Linked DNA regions of Mus musculus: region 1 is linked to region 2. Evidence: chromatin loops called from intact Hi-C (ENCODE). Cell type or tissue: heart. All regions are shown on one strand. Each heading gives the region's core, and the rest is flanking DNA. Links, peaks and the distances in the headings are about the cores only. Region 1 holds the start of Dnpep (aspartyl aminopeptidase). Region 2 holds the start of Rnf25 (ring finger protein 25).

Region 1 (12,045 bases), core at 2,351-10,350, 710 kb before region 2:
ATAATCAACCAAACTTGTGGTTTTGTTAGGTACTACTTTAGTTCATCGCAGATGTTTTCTTAATCATATTAGTAAATAGCTATAGACAAGCAATATTTGCCAATTCAAATATACTGAGATAGTTAGATGGTCTTCAAAAACATCTGAGATCTGTAGATTATGGCATTTAAAGATGTTTTCTTTAAGACCTTTTTGTGTGTGTGTGCCAATGAGACATGTCAGCTCCTGGCATCCTGGCAGTACCCCCATTACTTTAAGAATGATGATAAGCATTCTCCTTCCAGAGATTGCTTCAGATGTGGCAAGCTGCTACTGGGCACAAAACTGCCCTTGCTTCTACTGCTGACAGTATGCTGTCCAAGCTGTGGGCAAGCAGGACACAAAGAACGTTGACTGCCAAACTCTGGCAGGACAAGGTAGAGAAGTCCTTTACAGTTCCTGCTTCACAGAAAAATCTGTCAGATATTCTGGGCCAGTATGTTGAAGCGATGGATGCTCCCATGTTGCAGAGGAATCGTGGGTGGCTGTCCAGGCAGCCAGCAGTCTCTGTCCTTTCTGTAGTTTTAGAAGTTGCTTACTCTGCACTTCCTGTTTATTCAGGTAGTATTTATCTTTCTCAGGTCTCTAATGGGTTTGAATACTAGATAGTTATAGTCTCACAGTTAAGCTTACGTTGTTTAGGATTTAATAAAATGTTTAAAGGACTAAAAAGATGGTTTTAGGTTGATAAATGCAAGTTATGATAGAAATTGATTTAGGTACAGAACTTGGGACTCGTCAAGATAGGCCAGATAGTAGAGTACTTTCTCCAAGGTTGCCAAATACAAACAGACTGGACATTGTGAATGTAATTCTTATCTGATAGTATATAGTTTATTGATGTTAGAGAAAGAGTCTTCTTTTTAGATAAAAGAAGAGAAATGTTGCAGGATATTTAATCACATTATGAACACCATGCTTGTGAACTGGAAAAAAAAAACAGTTTCTTGTTGTGGTGTGGCTCAGCTGTAGCACACACCTTTAATCCTAAAGCTTTCTGTAAACAGGATTGAATAAAGTCAACCATAAGTCATGAGGCAGAGCAAGCAACCAGTTGATGGGGAGTAAACATAAGAAAACCCAGGAGGTAGAAAGGAGGGACACTGAGTTGAAGGGTATCTAAGACAGCATGAAGGAGGAGAAAGGGCTTTTTCTCCATGGGACATAGGTAGAGTAAGGAGGTCAGCTCGGTGCTTTCTCTGTCTCTCTGAGCTGGCAGGTTTCACTCCAGCATCTGGCTTCTGAGTCTTCACTGGTAAAATTGAATGTTTTGAGATTTTGTTTTTTAAAGAACAAAGAGTGGTATCCACTCACAATCCCACTACCCAGGAAGCTGAGACAGAAGAAACAAGAGTTCATGTTCAGCCTGGTCTACATAATGGCTACCTGGCCAGCCTGAGTCACATTGTCATACACTGTCTCAATCACAGCAGTAAAATCAGGCTGGAAGTGTGGCTCAGTGGTAGAGTGCTCATCTAGCATCCACAGCAACCTGGGTCTAGTCCTCGGCTCCGAAAAAGAGAAATCTAGCAATGTCTTATGTCTACTGGTAAACCCTGTGTCTTAGGGTTTCATTGTTGTGAAGAGACACCATGACCACTGCAACTCATAAAGGGCAACATTTAATTGGGGCTGGCTTAGAGGCTCAGAGGTTCAGTCCATCATCACTATGGGAGGAAGCATGGCAGCATCCAGGCGGGATGGAGGAGCTTAAACTTCTACCTTTTGTTCCAAAGACAACTAGGAGAAGACTGGCTCCCATGTGGCTTGGAGGAGGGTCTCATTGCCAACCCCCACAGTGACACACTTCCTCCAACAAGGCCACACCTCCTTATAGTGCCACTCCCTGGACCAGGCATATTCAAACCACTGCATCCTGATTTTCTCCATTTCTAAAAACTTCCCAGATACTGATTGTGTTGGCCAACTTGATACCAGATAACGCAGATCCTACAGTACAGAGACAGTAGAAATAAGATCAAGTCTTATAATCCCATAGTTGGGGAGGCTGAGGCAAGAGGCTCACTGCGAGTTGGAGGCTAGCATGAATTAGATATGGCCCAAGAGCAGTGTGGGCTACTTGGTGATACCCTGTCTCAACACACACACACACACACACACACACACACACACACAGAGGGGAAAGAAAACGGGGGAGAGGATACCAAGTCACATTGCATTGCAGACAAGACAGACAAGCAGGGCATCTTTACTATAGCTTCAGACTGAGTCAGCCAACTTCATGTGAGCCAGAGCAATATGCTGAGCAGTGATTGAAAGGGAGATCAGGCTGCTGCTCGCTGAACAGAAGCAAGCAGCAAAGTTTCATTGATTTTCCTGGAATGGATTAAGGCTTAGTAATTGCCCATTGGTCATGGGAAAGATTTCAAAAGATCTTTTCCTTCTTGGGCACAAACATTCTGGTCTTGTGGCTTGCAGGCTAATGTGTAGTGACTTAACCCAGGAACCACCAAGTCACTCATTGTCACACAAATGTCCTGGCCCCTTCATTTAGTCTGAACGTCCTGATGAGGCTGAGGAAGTGCAGGTGCTTGAGCTGTTTGGAGAGGAAAAGGGCAGGGTATAAGATACTCAACACAGCCGTAATGGCGACAGGCCGCACTAATCCAGCACTATAGTCTTAGACAATTTAAAAGTGTGTGTGTGTGTGTGTGTGTGTATGTATGTGTGTATGTATGTGTGTGTGTATGTGTGTGTGTATGTGTGAGTGTGTGTGTGTGTATGTGTGTGTGTGAGTGTGCGTATGTGTGTGTGTATATGTGTGTGTATATGTGTGTGTGTGTATGTGTGTGTGTGTGTATGTATGTGTGTGTGTGTGATGGGTTTGTGTGTGTGTGTGTGTGAGTGTGGACTTGCTCATGCCAGGGCAAACATGAGGGCAGATGACAATTTTCAGAAGTCAGTTCTCTCCTTCCACCTTATAGGCTCCTACAGGGACAGGGACAATATGAAAGAAAGATGTGCCAAGACTTTTGACCCATTCAAAAATCTGAAGTACAAGTCCAAAGGATGAGTCCATGTTTTTAGCAAAAGTGACTTCAAGTTTCTGCAAAGCAACTACTATCACAGCCTGATGCCAGAGGTGACATAGCAAAGCTGGAGGGACAGTCCCTGTGCAGCTCAGTGCGCTCTAATCACTGAGCCATCTCTCCAGCCCCCAGTCTGGTATTTCATTGGCAGTATGTTTCATAGCAAGGATGGTGAGTGTGGGTGGAGTACTGACCTGCACCAGTTCATGAGAACTGACTGTGAGATTCCCAAGGATTCGGTGACCCTGTTGTTAACCGCAGCAATCCTCAAAGCATTATGGTACAATTAAGCAAATTATATTGCAGAGACAGTTAAAATTTAAAACCATCAGCTTTTCCACTATCGTACCACATTTTAAACTTTCTGCTGTACAGGTTACTTATGTCCAGTGCATCTGCCGGGCAGAAGCACACACAGTGGCTTGCTTTTCTGTACAACTCTTCCCAAATCCGTGTCTAGCTCTAGTGGCATCACGTTCATAGCTTGAAAACAGCCATATGGAATATTTACATTTCAGAACATCGAGTGTAAAGGCAAGTGTTACCCCAAGCCTTTTTCAATGCCTGACATCGCCAAGCGTTTCCGGTTTTGTTTACCTCATCAATTAAAACAGAACATCATTTTAAACTCACATTTCCTAGGTTGACATGAGACGGGCTTTCATATGTTCATGACTTGGAGTTTAATAGCATCTCTCGCTCTCATAAATACTACTTTTAAAATATGTCTGTACTTTCTGCTTAGTTAATACACAGGACCCCAAATACTTAGTTGGATTCAACGATGCAGAACCCACTCATATGGAGAACCATACCCTGTTTTAGCTATCAGTAGCTTAGAATGTAGCCCCTCCCCCACGTAACCAGACCTTAGAGAACAGATGAGAACATCCTTCCCATGGTCCACTTAGCACTCAGCTTCATACATAATGCGACTTACATAATTATTAATGAGTAATTAATTAACTGTACAAATGAGTAGGGATACAATGATATCTAAAGGATGATTAAGAAGCTACACAGATGTAGTCTGTCACCCACTGAACGGATCTTGAAACTGCCCCCTTTGAAGTGAGGGTGGCAGGACCTTTCCAGAATCTATCCCTGTTCATTTCCATCCCAAGTATAAAAGCAACAGATGCCCCCCACCCCCACCCCAGAGACCTGTGATCCCTGGAAAGACTATTTTTACACTCATGGTAGGTCGACTCTGTTTTGAACCTCAAAGCCACAAGAGTCCTGATCCATCGATGTATGGATGAGTTTTAAGATTGCTATTCAACATTCTTGACATGGAAACATAATATTGGAATTGCCCCCCTCAACTGCTTTAAGGAGTAGAAAGAGCCAGTAGGGGCGGCTCATGCCTGTATCTCCAACAATTGCAAGACTGAGGCAGGATTGCCATGGATTTGAGGCCAGCCTGGGCTACATAGTGAGCTCTGGAAAAGCCTGAACAAAACTGAAATCCTGTCTGAAAGAAAAAAAAAATCATGAGTATCAGAATCAAACCTCAGGGCCACCCAAACAGCTGTGTTGAAAAGGTCACTGACTTCTGTGTTCCTCTGAGACCTACTAAGTAGCATAACATTTAACCAAAGAGGATAGAAAAAAGCCTACGAAAGTCTCTTGCAGTTGTTCTAGGCTCTGCACACTAATTTATGGAGTCATAAGCCCAGCTGTGCCATCCATTTGTAACTAGAGACAGATTACTCTCATAATTCCGTTGTCTACAAAATGCTGACAGTAAAATTGTGAGAATTACATACGATAACGTTTATCATAACATAAACTCATGGAAGTCAGCGGCTGTGCTAACACCACCGGGGCGCTAGAGCGCGCTGCCGCCGCCGCGGTGGGCCGTCCTGCCTGAGGGTGCTCCAGGAGCGGAACGCCTCGCAGCGGCTTCGAGGCCGCTGACAAAGGAAAGGGCGGAGGGGGGGGGGTCAACGCCTGGAGGACTCGACTTGATGGAGGCGGGGCGAGAGAGGCATCAGGGGCGGGGCCTGCCAAGGAAGCCCGGACAGCGGAGACAAGGTCTGGAGAGTAGGCGTGACGGGGCGGAGCTAGTGGCGCAATGAGGGCGGGTCATGAGACGTGGCTCCTAACGGGGCAAAGCTAGTGGAACAGTGGGGCGGGGCGCGGTGTGACTGGAGCTGACTAGTCCACGTGGTTAGAACGCAGCCTGATTGGAGGAAGGCGGGTCGGTGAGGCGGGAGCGGAACCGGAACGCGTCCTGACAGGGGCGGAGCTCTCGGAGTAGTGAGGGCGGGACGCGGCCTGACTGGCACAGAGCAGTCAGCGTGTTTGGAACCAGGCCTGACGGGAGCTGAGCGAGTAGCGGGAGGGGGCGGAACCCGACCGAGGCCTGACAGGGGCGGAGCTCGCGGAGCAGCGGGGGCGGGGCGAGGCCTGGTAGAGGCGGAGTCCCGGTGCGGCCTGACGAGAGGCGGAGCCCACAGCTCGGCGAAGGCGAGGCCTGATCCGGGAGGGAGGAGCGGAGCGTCAGGGGCGGGCCGGAGTCCGGCTCCTGGAGCGGAGTGCGGTGGGGCTATGCAGGTGTGTTGCTGTTGCCGGTCCCGCCTCCACTTCGGCTCGGTGGCAGGCCGCGCGCCCTTTCGGAGCTAAGCTTAAGGCGGCGCTGACACGGGCGTACTCCGGTTTCAAAGTAAAACTGAAACCCTCCGAGGTGGCCTGACCTTCCCGGAGCCGGAAGGGCTGTCTAGTGACTGACGGGGCTAAGGGACAGGTGTAGTGGTGCTTTGATTCCGGACACGGTGGCGCGCCGGCTAGTGGCCTTTCCAGCTTTGAGGTCCTCTTGGAGGCGGGATTTCCTAGCTGGGCGGGGCGTGGATTATCTGATTAGGGGGCGGGCCTTTCCGATCCTGTACTCCAGGGACAAAACTGGGTGGAGGTCCTCTTGCCCTGGGACTGAACCTTTGAGCCGAGAGCGATCGAGCTAGGAATCCACATCTGTCGCCAGTGAAGTCCTCGGAAGCAGAGGTTGAGCCTTGGGGCTCTCATTTCTAGGGGGCTGAAAGAGGGATCCTAGACCCGGCAGCCACCTGAACTCTCCACTTCTCCCTGTAGATGGCTATGAACGGCAGGGCTCGGAAAGAGGCCATCCAGGCCACAGCCCGAGAGCTCCTGAAGTTCGTGAACCGGAGTCCCTCTCCTTTCCACGGTAGGTGACCAGGGTTAGGGAGGCTAGGAGTGGGAGTGACTTGACCAACTTCCATCGCTGAGAGAGCCCTTTTCCTACAGTCGTGGCTGAGTGCCGCAGCCGCCTCCTCCAGGCTGGCTTCCGTGAACTCAAGGAAACAGAGGGCTGGGATATCGTACCAGAAAACAAGGTACTAAGGGATAGCGTGGGGGCAGACACTATTGCAAAGGCCTGTGTCCCGGATCATAAAGCAACTCACGCCCCTGTCTTTCAACTCTCTCCCCCAGTACTTCTTAACCAGAAACTCCTCCTCCATCATTGCTTTTGCTGTGGGGGGCCAGTATGTTCCTGGCAATGGCTTCAGCCTCATTGGGGCCCACACGGACAGTCCCTGTCTCAGGGTAAGAAGTTAGGACTTGTTTGGACTGAAGGGAGGTGTGGGGGGGGGCGGTTGGGAAGAAGAGATCCTGGAGGTAGAGTTTGCAAGGCCCTATCCCAAGGTCCCGGGAAGAAGGTAGACCCGCCCCATGCTCTCATGTTCCCCACATACACTTTCAGCTGTCAACTGATGTGCTATCTGCTCTGTATAACTTACTGCCTGAGTCTCCCTTCCAGATGTTGTCTTTCAGACATTCCCTTTTTTCTCATTCTTACGCTCAGGTGAAACGCAAATCGCGCCGAAGCCAGGTGGGCTACCACCAGGTCGGTGTTGAGACCTACGGCGGTGGGATCTGGAGCACATGGTTCGACCGGGACCTGACCTTGGCTGGACGCGTCATTATCAAGGTGGTATCGAGGGGCTAGGAACTGGGGAGGCTCTCACTTCCGGCAGCCTGAAGCTTGAATGTCTTCCCATTTCTTAAGTGTACCAGTGAAGAGTCCTCGTGGGGAAGAGGGGACATGATTATTCTGGGTTTAGTAAGGGATTTTATCAGCTGGATTTGGGAGGTGCCCAGTTCTGACCTGGCCGGTTGGCCACAGTGCCCTACCTCAGGCCGGCTGGAGCAGAGGCTCGTCCATATAGAACGGCCCATCCTGCGCATCCCACATCTGGCCATCCATCTGCAGCGAAATATCAATGAGAACTTTGGGCCCAACACAGAGATCCACCTGTGAGTCCACATTCGAGCCAGGGTTGTGATGGCTGTGAGGGTGGGATATGGCACTGGGGAACAGAGGACCACCCCTTAGTGGTCAAGTTCCACGTTTGGAAACCAGTTCTATCCATTTGGGGAGTGCGCTGGGAATCAGTCGGAGGACTAGAAGTTCATGGCTGTCCCTCTCCCTTCTCTCAACCCATTTCCCCACAGAGTCCCTATTCTTGCCACAGCAGTTCAGGAAGAGCTGGAGAAAGGGACTCCTGAACCAGGGCCTCTCGGTGCCACTGTAAGAAGCTCCCCTGGCCCGGAGAGGGTGGGCAGAGGGGAGCAGACCAGTCCCCTAGAGGGGCAAAGGATGAGCAGGTCCACCTTCCAACATCCCCTGCCTTACAGGATGAGCGGCACCACTCGGTCCTCATGTCCCTGCTCTGTACCCATCTGGGCCTGAGTCCTGACAGCATCATGGAGATGGAGCTCTGCCTGGCAGACACCCAGCCTGCAGTAAGGAGTGGCTGTAGGCCCTCGTGGTGGGGTCCTCCAGGGTCCCTGTCAGCCATAGCATATCCCCGAAGCTCCTCAGTTAGTCTCATCCTTGTTCTTCCCAGTTGGTGGCACTTCCTCTGCTTTCAGTAGTTCCCAGATAAGCAGAGCATCTCCCCAGAAGACCGTCCTACTGAGACTGGGGGTGATGTGTGACATGGCCCCTGTCTGCTCTGAACCTCTGAGGGCAAGAGGCCTGGTGCCTTCCAAGTGCTAAGTAGGGAGCTGCTAGTCTTTGGCTCCTTGGTCCTATGTTTGTGTTAGCTGTTTTCTTCCTTTTAGTCGGCATTGTTTTGTTTTTATTAGACAGGGTTTCTCTGTGTAGCCCTGGCTATGCTGGAACTATGTAGACCAGGCTGGCCTCCAACTTAGAGGTCCGCCTGCCTCTGCCACCCAAGTGCTGGGATTAAAGGTGTGCCCCACCATCGCTGGCTGCTTTTCTTTTTTTTGGTGACTGACCACTTAGCCCTCCTTTGGCCTGCCCCTCTGAGACAAGTCAGATGCTGTAGGATGCCCTTTCCTGGCCTTCATTCTCTGCTGAACAGCAAGAATAGTTTCCTGAGCCAACAGTCAAGAGTTGCTCTGGCCCTTGGGAACAGGGAGAAGTGGTGAGGGCCCGGGCACTTAGGTGTTCCTCCTGTCTTTCTAGGTCCTGGGTGGAGCCTATGAAGAGTTCATCTTCGCTCCTCGACTGGACAATCTGCACAGCTGCTTCTGTGCCCTGCAGGTGAGAAGCCAGAGCAGCCCAGGCAGCACGAGAGCTGGGGAGACATGGCTGCTTAGCCAGGCCTTCACCCTGTTGGCACTGGGAAGGGCCCATGCACTGTAGCCTTGACATCACTATTACTGTGCTGCTCTGGGACCAGGAGCTGACAGTGTTCAGGGTGCCATGGTGTCTTTTACTTTTCCTTAATGACCTCTGTCTGAAAACAGGCCTTGCCACCATGAAAAACAATTCTCACTTTCTTCTGCTTCTCTCATTCTGCCTCTGACTTAAAGCTCCTCCTTGTCCCCTGCCAGCCTTCTTTGGGATCCTTGGGACCTCAGTAGGGCTGTCTGTACCTCTTGGTCACCTTCATGTTCTTCACTGTCTCTCTCCCCCAGTCAGGCTGTTTCTCAGCTTTCTACCCTTTGCCCCTCCTCTGCTTTCTAACCTGCCTTTCCCTGCCTGTCTGTGACTGGAGATAGGCTTTGGGTGGTAACTGTAGCTCCGGGGCCTGTGTCTGCTTCTGAGCCAGCCAGCTGGGTTGTTCATGGACATGTCTAGAGCTGTTAACAGAAGCCCATCAGTTTGACTGATCTTCATAATCATTGGCCTCCCAGGACTTATAGTTTCAGTCTGTCTTCAACATTATCCTCCTGCCTTCTGCATGGGAGTGTATGAGAGCAAATGCTCAGAGAATGGATTTACTTATCCCACTAGAAAGGTCCTACTCCACCTGCCAGGCAGGACCCTAAGAGAAAGGTTGCGAGAGCCCAGCCCACTTCCCTGGCAGGGCAGCATGTCCCTCCCAGGTCCTGGCAGACAAAGTTGTAAGAAGCAAAGGTCAGGGATAATGAGCCTGTCTCCTCCCCATCTAGGCATTGATTGATTCCTGTGCATCCCCTGCCTCTCTGGCCAGGGATCCACATGTGCGCATGGTCACACTCTACGACAATGAAGAGGTATGTGGAGGGCTGGGGCAGAGGTCCCTCAGTGGAGTAGTCAGTAACTGCCTGGTGGCCCACACTCAGAGCGAGCCAGGGCATTCTAGAGGCCCCAAAGAGGGAGGAAGGAGAGCTGCCAGTGCTCCCATAGCACTTGTTCCCTCCTGGCCCTGCATAGATTTTTATAATGGATTCCATAGCCTGTATTCTATGTGTACCTTGCTGCATTCCTACCCCAAGGATGGGGCCACTACACAGGTCATCCTTTCAGGTCTGTGGCTTGGCACATAGCGGGTTGTCAGCTATGTTGTTTAGCTGTAATCTTGAGATGCTATAGTGGAGCTTGACAGGTAGATGTTCTCTTTCATGTAACTCCCTGGGTCAGCTAGTGGTTTGGATAGGTCTCTGGTCTATTATGCTAGTTGGCTATTCCATCTCTGGCTATCATGTCTATACCCAGTCAGCAGTAAAGGAGAGGGCAGAGAGAATAGATGCCTTTGTCTTCAAGAGTGTGGTCTGGAAATGGAATTCATTATTGCTCACATTCACAGAACCCAGTGTGGCCACATTCAGTTACAAAGGAAACTGGGAATGCTGTCTCTAGCTGGGTAGTTAGTTATATAGCTTTAACACCTGCCTAGCCCTGGGTGTAAATGTGGGGGACCAGTGTGGAAACCTCCATCAGTAAATGCTATTTCTAGTCCATGAATGACTGGGAATTAGTCTGGCCCTAGTCTACTGTCATATGTTCAGAAAGGAGAGTCTCTAAGGATACTTCTCTCTACCAAGTGACTCAGGTGGATCCCGGGCCATCCTGAACACTTTTACAGTCCAGGCGCATGTCCAGATTCCCACAGTCAAATCTCTGCCATCTCCAGGTGGGGTCAGAGAGTGCACAAGGAGCACAGTCCCTGCTGACGGAGCTGATACTACGGCGCATCTCAGCCTCACCTCAGCGTCTGACTGCCTTCGAGGAAGCCATACCTAAGTCCTTCATGATCAGTGCAGACATGGCCCATGCTGTGCACCCAAACTACTCGTGAGTCTTCATACCAGACAGTACTTATGCTAGAGACGCGGCATAGCCCACTTGCAGGCTAGTTCCTGGGCCTGCCTTTCTCCATCTGCTGGGAGGTTCAGGAGTCTTCCATTTGATTATTCCAAGGCCAGACTTATGCAAAGCCATGTGTTGCCTAAGCCGGGTGTATATATTAAGTAAGCTTTGTCTGTGACCTTGCTTCCTTTCATGGCTAGAATCTGCCTGAATCGTTTGTTCTGATGCCCTTGAGGACACGCAGGGCTAGGTGGGAAAGAGTGCCATGATCCATTAGTGCCATCTGCCTTGGAAGGGGTAGTGGCTGTTGACAGCCCCCACCACAGTGTGCCATCCTGATCTTTATCACCTCTCACAGGGACAAGCATGAAGAAAACCACCGGCCTTTGTTCCATAAGGTAAGATGCTGCTTCTCAAAGATGTGGCGGCCTGGCCGACTCTGGCCTCTGTGGTTCACACAGGCCTCACATCATCTCTGTTCTGGGACTTTTGCCAGGGTCCTGTGATCAAGGTGAACAGCAAGCAGCGCTACGCCTCTAATGCAGTGTCTGAGTCCATGATTCGAGAGGTGGCTGGCCAAGTTGGGGTGCCCCTGCAGGTGAGTGTGCATCTTTTCTAGGAAGGCTTGGTGGAGGGAGCAGAATAAAGACATAAACTGATGAGCTCCCAGTAAGTGAGGAGCATAGGAGAGAGACTTTAGTGGAGGGAGTCCCAGTGAATGAGAAGATCTGGGGTTTGGGGTGCAGAGCTAGATGCAGTGCTGGCTTTGTTGTGGTGACTTTGGCCTAGTTTGCTAAGCTGTCTTGAGTTTTTGTGTGCCCATTGGTAAAGTGAGGGTGATAATGAGCCCTACCCTGCTGATCTCTGTAAGGATTACTCCTGCCACCTGGTAGGTTAGTCCTGCCCCTTTTCCTTCTATAACCCCATGTCTCTGTGTCTTTCTTTACTTTTACTTCAACCCAGAAGGAAGATTCAGGACTGGTGAGCCTAGAACCCCAAGTGTTCATTTTCCCTCTGGCCTGAGATCACCCATCACTGTCCTTAGGGCACTACATGAGTACACACACTCCACATCAGAGACTTGGCCCAGGCCAGTCCATCGATGGACAACACCCAAGTTCTGGGAGAGGCAGGACCAGACAAGGGCCGTCTCTGCATCAGTGTCTCCATCTTGTCCCATGTAATGTCTGATCATTCCACTCACAGAGAGGTCTCTGGGAGGAAGTGAGAGGCAGCTGCTGAGAAACAAATACCATGGGGAGGTCCAGAGGGCGAACATCTCAGCCAGAGGGAACAAACAGAAAGATCCCCAGGGGGAAAAGGAATGAGTTAGTCTAGTAGCAGAAGAGAAGGCCCAAGTTGAGAGCAAGAGGGACAGGAGAAGAGACTCACCTAGACCAGTTTGCTTCTGAAGCTCTTCTGGTGCTGGGCCGGGCCTCAACTTCTTTGCAT
Region 2 (12,045 bases), core at 2,353-10,352:
AGGCCACGCCCCCTCACCAGGCACGCAGCTTCAGCTAATCAGGGCAGCAGGGGCAAATCTCCATCAAAATGGATTCACCAGTATCCTGGTACACCTGCGCAGCTCTCAAGATGTTTGTGTCTTATATGAGGAAGTCAGGTGCAAGTCATATGACTTAGCTGCAGTCCCTGGCGCCTTTGGGACTGCCGCCACACCCGCTCCCCACAATTCCCCCTTTTTTCTTTTTTGGCAGAGAGAATGTCTGTAGATAGCCCCCCGCAGCCATGCCCCTTACCCGTCCTTGGGTGACAAACAGCATTGGTTTGATCCCTGTCTTAGGTTGGTGACATGCCCAGGGAGTCTTATCACTGACTACCTCTCTATCATGCCAAGCCACTCCTGGGGAGATTGTGTTTTGCTTGTGGCAGGTGCATCAAAAGGCCAGGATGTTACTTAACCTATGGCCAGATCTTAATTGCTGCAAGCAAGCCTCATGGGTGAAGGTAGAGGTCTGATCCCCAGTGTGCAAGCATAGGGGCCCTACACAAAACCATCCCTTAGGCTCATCACCCAGAGAGGTCTTGGCCAGCTCCCGTGTCGTTTTTCCTGGGGGAAGGGAACTAGGACACTGAACCTTCATGCAATCAGACATGCCTTCCACAGGATGCCAACAGCAGCTATCCTCTGTGCAGTGCTTAGCCTCGCACCCCACGGCATAACGCAGCATAATTTCTTTTAGAGCGGCAAACCGAATCTGAGGAGATTGTCCCGCCTCCACTGCAGCAAAAGCCTATGCTACCATGGCAAAAGTGCAGGCCGCACACTCTGTACCTAACACATGTGCCAAACACAAAACACACACACACTATAACAAGCATACATCCCAGGGCTCTCATCCCCGCTCATCTTCCCTGAAGCAAGGGATAGATGGCCAGAGGGGCTATCTCTTTAAGGGAAATTCAGGGATCAAAAAGCATGGAAAAATTTGAATGTCATGTCGAGCTGGTATCGGCTTCTGGAATACCGAAAGGATCTCTCATCTCGGCTCCATCCTTTGTGCTTGTGGGATCATCCACCACATCCACAGGGGCAACTGGATCAGGAGCCTCATTCTTGCAGTGTCTCACCAATCTCTCCAGCACCCAAAGAGGTTCCGTCTGGTCCTGTGGAAACACACAAACAGACCCTCTCGCCCACGTCAACACTGATCTACTCGATCCCCAGGGGGGATGGACACAATACCTCGTGGTGATGAGACCATAACTTCAATCACCTGTGTGTCCATCTGGGGAGTCAATACGAGAGTCAAGTTTTCACTGCTGAGGAGGCATAGGGAGGAGGCACAGAAGCTAATTCGCCTTCCTCCTCCGCCTCGGCTCTTTTGTTTCGTCCTTTCTGTTCACCTGATTTTACTGTGTCTTCTTTCTTTTTCCTTTTTCTTTTAAAGCCCTTCTCCTTTTCCGACATACTTTCCTGTTGCTCTGTAAGGATTTTCTGACCTGTCTTGACTGCCTCTTGATTCAAACAGTAACAGAGTCCATATATCAGAACAAACAAGACCAAAACTATCAGACCTACCCACAAAGGGTCAATGGGAGAAAAAAGCATAACTACACAGCGAGGATCTATTGATCACTACACTGAGGTTATCATAGTTCCTTAACTTGTCCCCAAACCAGGAACCTTAACTTGTCCCAAAGCCGGGAACCTTTCGTTATGTGCCTGCTTCCTGGCAACTTTATGCTCGCCTCTATTTTATCCGAGGTCCTTCCCAAACTCCTGGGGTCGCAAGTTTCACTCACTGTGAACTTACCCTTCCGGCAACCACTGACTGCTGAAAGTTCTGAACTCGGTGGGGGAGTCGGTTCCCCGTACGGGCCACCAATTGTCGCGCCCACTCTCAACCAGCAAGAACGACGCGACCACCAGTCCTTCTAACAGCAGTTTATTCAGTCTTCATCTCTCTTCTTTCTCTTCATCAGTACCTTTCCCCAGCTGAAGAGTTCTGAATCCACGCCGGATCCTTCTCAACACTCTGTTTTACGGGAACCTTTATTAACCACTTCTTCCCCGTTATGCAGTTCTGAATCCTCCCTGTAGCAGGGGGTCTTCGCTCGTGCCTGAAGATGTTTCTTGTCCCTTGTCCTGGGTCCCAGGTCTTCTCGTCCCGTCCCGAGTTTTTCTTCCCGGGTTTCAGCACCACTTGTTGCGCGCACTCAACTGGCCAGGAAGAACGACGCTGCTACAGGATCCTTCTGCACACGTTTATTCAGTCCTATTTCTTCTTGTTTATATCTCCCCTGTTTATATCTCCCTTGTTTTTATATCTCTCCCTTGTTTTTATATCTCCGCCGAACCCTGGGCCTCTCACTCTTTTATACTCTCAGTTCCCATCCACGCACAGCAGGCCACGCCCCCTCACCAGGCACGCAGCTTCAGCTAATCAGGGCAGCAGGGGCAAATCTCCATCAAAATGGATTCACCAGTATCCTGGTACACCTGCGCAGCTCTCAAGATGTTTGTGTCTTATATGAGGAAGTCAGGTGCAAGTCATATGACTTAGCTGCAGTCCCTGGCGCCTTTGGGACTGCCGCCACACCCGCTCCCCACAATCTGCCACCATGCCTCATGACCTGAGTTCCACCCCAAAGACCCACGTGGTAGAAGGAGGGAACTGACTCCTACAAGTTGTCCTCTGGCCCCTGTAAGCAGGCCATGTCACATGGGTCTCCACAGCTCCACATTACAATAGATAGATAGATAGATAGATAGATAGATAGATAGATAGATAGATAGATAGATATTTTTAAAAAGAAAATTAAGCTGGGCAGTGGTGCATGCCATTAATTCCAGAACTTGAGAGGCAGAGGCCTATGAAACTCTGGGTTCCAGGCCAGCCTGGTATACATAGTGAGTTCCATAATGAGGTCCATAATAAGTTTAAATCTGGCCACTTTCTATGTCTTAACTATGGGATAACCTGAACCAAAGGAGACACAGTACCTTCAATTAGTTCCAAAGGCCCAGCCAAAGCCCCAGTCTCCAGCTCTGGTTCTAACGTGAGCTGGAGCACGGTTCTTACGTAAGGCCAGTGGAGAGTCTAGGACTCCCTGAAGAAGCAGCACAGATGGAAGCTCAGAAATCCTACCCAAAGTCACAAAGTTTAATGCCACCACCCTTGGCGAGAAGAATGTTCTGCGGTTTCATGTCGCGGTGTAGGATGCGGTGGGAATGCAGGTAGTACAGAGCTGACACCAACTGGGCAGCGATGGCCTGAACCTAGAGGTCAGACAAGTGAGAAACAAGGTCAGAGGACGGAGCCAGCTGACAAGCCAAAGACTTCTGGAGCTGAGGCTGAAGTGATTTTCTGTTCTTTCCTTCTCTTCTAGAACTTCACCGTTCTCTATGGCCTCTTTGTTTTTTGTTCCCCTTAATTCATCCTTTTATCTGCTCATTCATTTATTCAAGGAAAATCTATTGTATCTCTCTTATTGGCTACAGGACCATGAACAAGTTCTTCTGTGCTTTCCCAGAGTCATTATCTATAAGGTGAGGATACAGTTCATACCACCAAGGGCTAGAGTATAGATAATGGAGTTAAATCGTGTAAATCAATCATCAGAAGGGCACCTGGCATGAGGAAAATAGTCTGTGCACATCAAGTGTTTTAAATAAGGGAAACTTCCTTTTCTCAAGATACACGACCCCTCAAACAAGGCAAACAAGTCAGGAAGATAATGATATTTGTTTAGTGGGGTTTAGTTGAGCCTCACAGGCCTCAGGCTGGCCTTGACCTCACTACGTATCTGAGGATGACCTTGAACTTCTGGTTCCCTTGCCTTTTTCTCACCAGCGCTGAGATTATATGTATGTGCCACCAAGTCCAGTTTTATGAATACTGGGAATCTAATCCAGAGCTTAATGCATGCTGGGCAAGTACTGTACCAACTGAGCCACACAGACCCGGTTTAAGGTGACTATTTACAAGCAGTGATGAGATTTCTGGGGTTGGAGGGTACCCACTTGTTAAGAGTATAAAGAGACCCCTAGAGTGATTGTAGGGACATTTTCCACCAAACCCTATTGCCGGCCTCTTTGTCCTAAGGGTGAATCCTAGCCTAATGGTAAGCTTCTCTTACTGCTCTAAGACTGGCCATTCTTCCTTAAAGGCATAATAACCAACATCCACAACATTAATAGTGGCTATTTATCATTTTCATGAATTAAACTATTAATCTTCAAATAGCCTTACAAGGTAGATATTATTATTATCTTCATTTTACCAATGAAGAAACTAAACACAGGCTGGGGAGATGGCTCAGTGGTTAAGAGCACAGACTGTTCTTCCAGAGATCCTGAGTTCCATTCCCAGCAACCACATGGTGACTCACAACTATCTTTAATGGGATCCGATGCCCTCTTCTGGTGTGTCTGAAGATAGCGATAGTGTAATCATATAAATAAAATTTAATTAAAATAGAATAAAAAAACACATTTAAGAAGAATTGTAAGGGGCTGAAGAGATGGCTCCGTGGCTAAGAGCACTGGCTGCTCTTCTAGAGGTCCTGAGTTCAATTCCCAGCAACCACATGGTGGCTCACAACCATTTATAAGGAGATCTGATGCCCTCTTCTGGCCTGCAGGTATTTATGCAGCAGAGACTCATACATTAATAAAATAAAATAAAATAAAATAAAATAAAATAAGAATTGTCAGGGCTGAGAAGATGGCTTTCTTGGTGAAATGCCCACTGCACAATTGTGAGGACTTGAGTTTGGGTTCTCAGCATCAACGCATCAACGTTAAAAGCTGGGCCTGGCGTCTCACATCTATAGCCCTGATGTTTTGGGGAGGGGGTAAAGATCCCTAGAGCTTGCTGGCGAGCCAGTCCAGCCAATCATCAATAGTCTTCAGGCTCAGTAAGAGATCGACTTTCAAAACATTGAAAGCAATGGAAGAAGACAGCAACCTTAACCTCTGGACTCTACATGCATGCACATGTGTGAGCACACGCACCTACACATACGTGCACATACACAAACATACCCTCATACGTACACACACTATAAAGAGAAAGGCAGACACATACGCACACGTACACATAAGCCGACTCTTGACACCCTCAGCTTGCATCTTAGCTCTTCACCGAGACAGAGATTCAAGGTGTGGGAACATTTGAGCCAGGAAGCATACCTGGTCTTCAGGAAGTTTTCCATCATCTTCCAGAATCTGAAAGAGTTCTCCTTCAGCGTAGTCTGTCACCACCACCACCTGTGAGGAGAAGGCAACATGACACTGAAAGAACAGTCACGCACTCTGTGGTTGGGAAATGCCTGGGGTCCTTGGGCTTGGAGAGAGGCAACCCAAGCCCAATACCGTCAAAACATACCTCTTTGTCAGTCTCAAAGCTGTCGAGCATATGCACAATGTTGGGATGCCACAGACCCCGCATGATTTCAATCTCTCGTTGCAGATTCCTCAGCTCTTTCTCTGAGCGCCCCAGTTTGGGGATGAACTTCAAGGCCACCACCTGCCAGTGGTAAAGTGAAGAGTCAAGGCCTAACTACACCATCAAGAAGTGCAAAGAAACTCTCATACTGGCTGAGCTGCCAGAGACACTCTCCATTCTGTCAGGCTGCCTCTAAGCAGCGCTGTAAGTGTGAGGTGTCCGGCTTGCATGGGCTATCACACATGCTGGGGCGGGCTTTGGTGTTACAGCTGTCTGTGAGTCATTTCTGATCCTGTAAGTAAACCGTCACTTATACTTGTTTAAGAAACCCCAATAAAACTCACTGGTGTGCTCTCTCTCTCTCTCTCTCTCTCTGTGCAAATATTTCAAGCTTTATCTTAGAGCTCCACAACTCAAGACTTATACTTCTTGATCAACTCTTAGTATAAATGTGAACACATACTTACCCCCCACCTCAACCCCCCCCCCCCCCCGGGTACTATGGATGTACTCTGGCTTTGTCAGCCCATCACTAAAGGGAAACAGTTACTGGCAAATAGATTCCTTTGATGGGACTCTGGGAGAGGTTTTCTGACCTAAGCAAAGGACTCAGCGTGAGATTTGGGGAAAGGAGAAGGAAAAGGTAAAGATGGAAGACCAGATTTCAAGGTGTTATCTTTTCTTAGGTAATACAAAGAACAGTGATCATTTTTGTCATTCAGTAGGTGTCAGGCATTGTATTAAGTGATTAAGTGTGAAACACATTTGATCCTCAGACCCTATCAATATTCCTCCATTGTACTGTTTGGGAAATGGAAGCATGGGATGTTAGGTAGTTTGTTCCTAGTTCTAAGGCTGGGATCTGATTCCAAGAAGTCAAATTTCTGGGCCTGTATACCCTAGGAAGTATGCTGGTGTCAGGGTCTAGAAATAAACACCGTGCAGCCCTTCTGTCCCACGTTTTTACTGGACACGTGGGTCACCAAATCCCATTTAAAAGATATCCTTGTCTACTACCTGAGCACTGTATTTTTTTCGGCCCTTATACACTCTCCCAAAAGAGCCTTCTCCAATCATCTCCAAAACGTGGTACTTTTCCATGGCAAGGGTTTCGGGGTCTCTCAGAAGGTAGAAAGAAGACGGTGACAAAGAGCTATAGATCCAGGGGTAGTTCCACACATCTGGGAGGCCTGGCTCATAACATGGGAGAAAGATACACGTTATCAACCTTGCTTTGTTCTATTTTTCACAATAACCAAGGCCTCAAAATCATGACCAGGGTGGAAAGATGATCAGGTCTTAGTGTCTCCAGCCCCACCCCCACCTCCCCACCCAGGTTAGGTGCCCATAGCACACCGGTGTTCCCTTTCCCCTCTCCACCAGCGATGCTCACACGCTCCTTCTATACTCTCCCAGGTTCCTGACACCCTCAGCTTGCCCAGCACCGCCACTCTGGCCCCGAGCAGAGGTCCCCTAACTTGCTCCCAGTCTAGACGCTCCAAGCTCCCCAGGCTGAGTTCAGGCTAGTTGCTCGGGGCCTCCCAGCTGCCTGCGTTACTTTTCTCCATTCCTCATTGATGCTCTCGTTAGTTTCCCCACTCTTACCAGTTTTACTCCCTGGAACTGATTAGAAGTTTAAAGGACAAAGCTCTCAGAGGTGTGTGACAGATGCGAACCGCCCATTGGCACTTTGTAGGGCACTTCTGTCGCTTGGCTAGCAGGCCCCACAAAGGATCTAGAGTCTTCAGTTGCCTAGAAACGGCGTCAGCTTTCTTTTACTCCGCCCCGCCCTAGTTTTCCGCCTCTAACTTCCCAAAAGGTGTTTCCGGTTCCGGCCAAGAGCCGGAGAAGACATGGCGGCGTCTGCGTCGACAGCTGCTGGGGAAGAGGACTGGTAACTTTGGGTCATAGGTTTTGGCTGGCTGCCTGGATCTGGTGCCGGGAACTAGCAACAGCTTCGGACCGTCCGAACCACGGGCATAAAGGGTGGATCAAGGGGCGAGGGATAGAAGAGACATCCTTTCGTAGGCGAGCTACTGGACCGGGAACGGAGGGAGGAGGGACGCTGATCTGAGAAGGGACTGGGTCTACGGCGGCCTTGCCAGCTGGGCCCACGCCTTATCGACCCCATTGCTCCCTACTACGGGCCTACCCCTCCCCACTTCTCCCTGATGTGATTTTTCTGGGCCCTGGAGGATGGCTTCTCATCACACCTCCCGCCTCTCGGAACGGACGCCCTCCTCGTGCCCCTAGGATCCTGCCCCTTGGACCAGTCCATTTCTGCCTACGCGTTCCTCAATCTTCCCATATTCCTGATAGCACTAATAACTATTGTCAGAAAAGCCTTACTCCCCTCATAAGCTCTCCTATTCTCTCGAGCATTCTTAATAAGAAACCAAAAGCCTTTAAAGACTTTGGGTTTTGGACATAAGATAAAAATGTGCTCACTCCATATTTAATTAGCTTGATGTGATGCTGACCAAACCAGCTAGCTCCTGCGAGTCAGTGTCAGCTATTAAAAAAAAAAAAAAGTGGGTGTGGCATTACCTCATAGAGTAGTTGGGAAGATGGATCACCATGGATTCGTAATATCCATAGGCCTGCTTTTCATTAATTGCTGAAGTATAAAACCTCAAGAGACCAAAGGACATCTGTCTGAGTTAAGGCCTTATACTGTTAGTATTAGGACAGCCTATTTCGGACCCCCATCCCCACCCCACCCCCACCTCCACCTGTAACCTATGACCTTATTTACATTTAGGTCTGTATCTTACATCCAAGGCTCAGGTGACCTAAGGTGGGCAAAGTACTGAAGGAAGTCTTAACTGAGACTGCACCTCTGTGTTCCGTTGGTTTAGGGAGCCCAGCCAGACTAGTGCTTTTCACTGTTGTGAGTGACTTCTAAGATTATGAAGGGACACCTGAGCCATGACAGAGTAGCAGTGGCTGCATTGGTCTATAGCAGCCAGAATGTCTTTTAGTAGTAGTAGTAGTAGTAGTAGTAGTAGTAGTAGTAGTAGTAGTAGTAGTAAAATAAGCTTTAAGAAGAATGCTAATAATAACCATCACTATAGAAATGATACTGGGGTGTGCTTCCTCTAGATGGAGAGGAAATGTATAAGAAAGTGGATACAGGTTTCATATCACCTGGGTAGGGCTGTGGACAATCACTCTTCTTGGATGTCATTACAGCTGTTTTTTCTATGTTTAAATGTGAACCCTCTGATTTATATCGGGGCCATGAACTCTGATCAGGGCTAACTAGGCATCCAGGGTTATGTGCACACTCAGTCCTCAGACTGCCCTTCTCGGTTTCCTTTTAAAGGGAGGGGGTAGATCACCTAGACTAGATACTGTGTCTCAGACATTTGTGCACTTTATATAAACAAATCATTTATCTCTTACAGTAGCCCTAGTGAGTATGCTCTATTATCACTAGGTGGTAGACAGTGTAACTCAGGTTTCTAAATATAAGTAACCTGACCACATAGCTTGGTAAGTAGTTTCTGCTCTACTATTAGCTACAAGGCTTATGACTCTTTCTAATGCAATATAGCTTTTATACTACCTAGACCTGTTCAACCTGATATGTCCTTTGAGGATGCTTAGACTGGCTGGTGCTGGCAAGGTTATTGGCAGTACTCAGAACACAGGGATCCATGCTAAACAGTTGTATAGGTAGGCAGCAGTAGTATTGATAACCTTGTTAATAATGAATGGGTGTCATATATGTAGGACAGAGGGAAACCCACTAAAGGATAACTTAAGCTGTAGAAATTTAAGCAGGGAACCAGGACCTGGCTCTGATTGGTCCCATTCCTCCTGGGTTAAGGTTTGGTTAGTTTTAACTCTCTGAGAATGTGTTTTCTCAAGTTAGCAGTGTGATCTCTAAAAATTTAATTCCCATGCTTTCTACCTGGCCAGTCAACTACTTGAAGAAATATTTCCCCATGTTAAAAAATAATTTGGCCAGAGAATGTATTCAGGCAGATTTTTTTTTTAAGTCAGACTTCATCAACCTTGGCAGCTTCAGCAGGAAGAGCTGCAATGGTGACTCAGTCTCCCCCTTACTCTCCAGGGTCCTTCCCTCTGAAGTTGAAGTATTAGAGTCTATCTATCTGGATGAGCTACAGGTGATGAAAGGGAATGGCAGGTACGTATTCAGCTAGGGGTGGGCAGGGGTCTCAGCCGTGAGAGAGTTCTGCACAGAATCTGGACTTAGGATACGATGAGCCTCCCCTCACAGAGGTGAAGTTTAACTACTATTCCTTTAATTGCCCCCCCCACGCCCCCCGCCGCCGCCACCACCACAGAGAAACAAGTCCAGCGTGCATTCCTCTACCTGCTTTACTGTCTCGCCCCCTCCTCCTTAGCTCTCAAGCCCCTGCCTAGTCACATCCTTCGTTTTCACTTCATCCCCCTGCAGATCACCATGGGAGATCTTTATCACTCTGCACCCTGCCACCGCAGAGGTCCAAGATTCGCAGTTTGTCTGCTTTACTCTGGTTCTTCGGATCCCAGTCCAGGTGATTCTTCTTCCACACAGTAGCAGATGGAGGCGAGGGGAGAGTCCCTAGAGCGGGCATCACTTTGATGGCTGTTTGTTGCTTTTCTGCATCAGTATCCCCACGAGGTTCCACAGATCTCCATCCGTAACCCTCGAGGACTTTCAGATGAGCAGATCCACAAGTAAGTAAGGCTAGTTGGAGCAGGGACAATTCAGAATTCAGCTCTGCCTGTGGAAGGAAGGGGGTCGCTTTAATATTGACCTCTCCGGTTTTTTCCAGGATCTCACAGGCCCTGGGCCATGTGGCCAAGGAAGGACTAGGCACTGCCATGCTCTATGAACTCATTGAGGTAAAGTGTGACGGCCTGGTAAAATGTCCTTCCTTCCAGGCAACATTATATCTATAGCCAGTACATTTAGTGTTTGTTTGCATAAGGCCTCAATTAGTCTAGAAAGATAACTCTCATGTATCTAAAAAAGAATATATATATATATATATATATATATATACATACATACATACATATATATAGAGGGGGGGGGGGAGACAGACAGCAGAGACAGAGACAGAGAGTTACAGTTGAGTAGCTCCCCTTGGGTTGTTGGTTCTAAGCATCTTGATGAAAAAGTACTTCTCCTCTTTGACCTTGTTGTAGGGTTTTTGTTATTTTATTTAGTTAGTTCTTTTCTTTCTCTTTTTGTTGTTTATTTATTTTTGGTCTTAGTTAGGGTTTCTATTGCTGTGATAAAAACACTATGATCAAAAGTAACTTAGGGAAGAAAGCATTTATTTCATCTTATACTTCCAAAGAACAGTCCATGACTGAGGGAAGTCAGAGCAGTAGCTGGAGGCAGGAACCTGAAGGCAGGAAGAAGCCATGGAGGGTGCTACTTCCTGACTTGCTCAGCCTGCTTTCTTATAGCTCCCAGGACCACCAACTCAAGGGATGGCCCACCCACAATGGTCTGAGCCCTCCCCCCTCAGTCATCAATTAAGAAAATGCCTTACATTGTGCTAGGCATTTGCCATAGGCAATGGCTTGCCTACAGGCCATTTTTATGGAGGTATTTTCTCAGATGATTCTAGTTAACCAAGGCTGGGTCTCACTGTGTGGCTCTGGCTGGCCTGAAAGAGAGAACCCTCCCAACTGCTGGGATTAAGGTGTGTGTCCCCATGCCCTGCGTTTTCTCTGCTTCAATTTCAGTACTTTTTCTTTTTTCTCTACTGAGGTTCCAACCTAAGGCTTTACAAATATTAGACAAGTGCTCTACTACTGAGCTATATCTGTAACATTTTTAAAATTTTGTAATTCTGAGAATGAGTTACAAGGTGGTCAAGCAAGCCTGAAACTGGTGACGTCCTGTCCCTGTCTCCCTGGTAGTTGGTATTATAAGCCAAGGCATAGTGGTTGGGAGGTGGAAGCAAGAGAATCCATAAGTTCAGAGCACCTTTAGCTACACAGCAAGTTCAAGGATGGCTTGGGCTACCTCAGACTCTATCTTTAGAAAAGAGAAAGAAAATTGTATATTCTTTCTAGTTAAGTAAACAACTCACATAACACAAAGGCAGAGTAACAAAATATATAGGTAACTTTTCTTGTTTGAGGTTAAAAACACACAAGCAGCCGGGCAGTGGTGGCACACGCCTTTAATCCCAGCACTTGGGAGGCAGAGGCAGGCGGATTACTGAGTTCGAGGCCAGCCTGGTCTACAGAGTGAGTTCCAGGACAGCCAGGGCTACACAGAGAAACCCTGTCTCGAAGAAGAAAAAAAAAAAAAAAGTAAAAACACACAAGCATGGTCACCCTTATTTCCTACTGGGGTTCATGAAGGAAAATGTTCAGAGTAAGGTGAAGATGGGTGGGGGCACATACCTGTCCTGGGTCAGACCCCAGTGCATCTTCTGAAACTCGATAGTGTTAGCTGTGCAAATGCACGTTTCATAGAGCAACTTGATGCTTTTAATTTGCTGTCCATTTGGGTTGTCTATTTGAACAAATGCATTGCCCCATGGGGGAATTTTCCCTGAAGAATGTTAAGAAGGCCTCTGAGGCCCAGCTCAGTGGTGAGTGCTAATAAGGCTAGCATAGGGAAATCTGAAGGAAAAGGA

What was found. Hi-C counts contacts between places; a loop is a spot of excess contacts. Peaks named below come from ENCODE experiments on the same cell type or tissue, not always from the same donor. Only the 100,000 strongest peaks of a DNase experiment are listed, where the experiment ranks them.
Region 1: a loop joins it to region 2, with 5 times the contacts of the local background. A loop is called at or near these places in 6 of 42 quality-filtered maps.

Annotation. Positions count from the first base shown.
Region 1 is chr1:75,310,938-75,322,982 of GRCm38, reverse strand. It overlaps Dnpep (aspartyl aminopeptidase), which reads left to right and starts at 5,966. Exons shown (of 15, transcript NM_016878.4): 1 at 5,966-6,092; 2 at 6,180-6,273; 3 at 6,354-6,442; 4 at 6,540-6,653; 5 at 6,913-7,038; 6 at 7,234-7,364; 7 at 7,563-7,638; 8 at 7,746-7,853; 9 at 8,542-8,619; 10 at 9,474-9,557; 11 at 10,418-10,578; 12 at 10,952-10,991; 13 at 11,090-11,191. The coding sequence starts at 6,180. In heart, for the core only: CTCF peaks have their summits at 4,893 and 5,853; DNase peaks (open chromatin) are centred at 5,222, 5,922, 7,332, 7,792 and 1 weaker place; H3K4me3 peaks cover 2,529 bases; H3K27ac peaks cover 2,872 bases.
Region 2 is chr1:74,596,602-74,608,646 of GRCm38, reverse strand. Rnf25 (ring finger protein 25) reads left to right here and starts at 7,250. Exons shown (of 10, transcript NM_021313.3): 1 at 7,250-7,322; 2 at 9,507-9,581; 3 at 9,855-9,954; 4 at 10,050-10,117; 5 at 10,216-10,285. The coding sequence starts at 7,282. Stk36 (serine/threonine kinase 36) reads right to left here and starts at 7,192. Exons shown (of 27, transcript NM_175031.3): 1 at 7,034-7,192; 2 at 6,446-6,618; 3 at 5,369-5,509; 4 at 5,173-5,250; 5 at 3,128-3,258. The coding sequence starts at 6,529. In heart, for the core only: no CTCF peak of the experiment used is centred there; a DNase peak (open chromatin) is centred at 7,236; H3K4me3 peaks cover 1,802 bases; H3K27ac peaks cover 1,273 bases.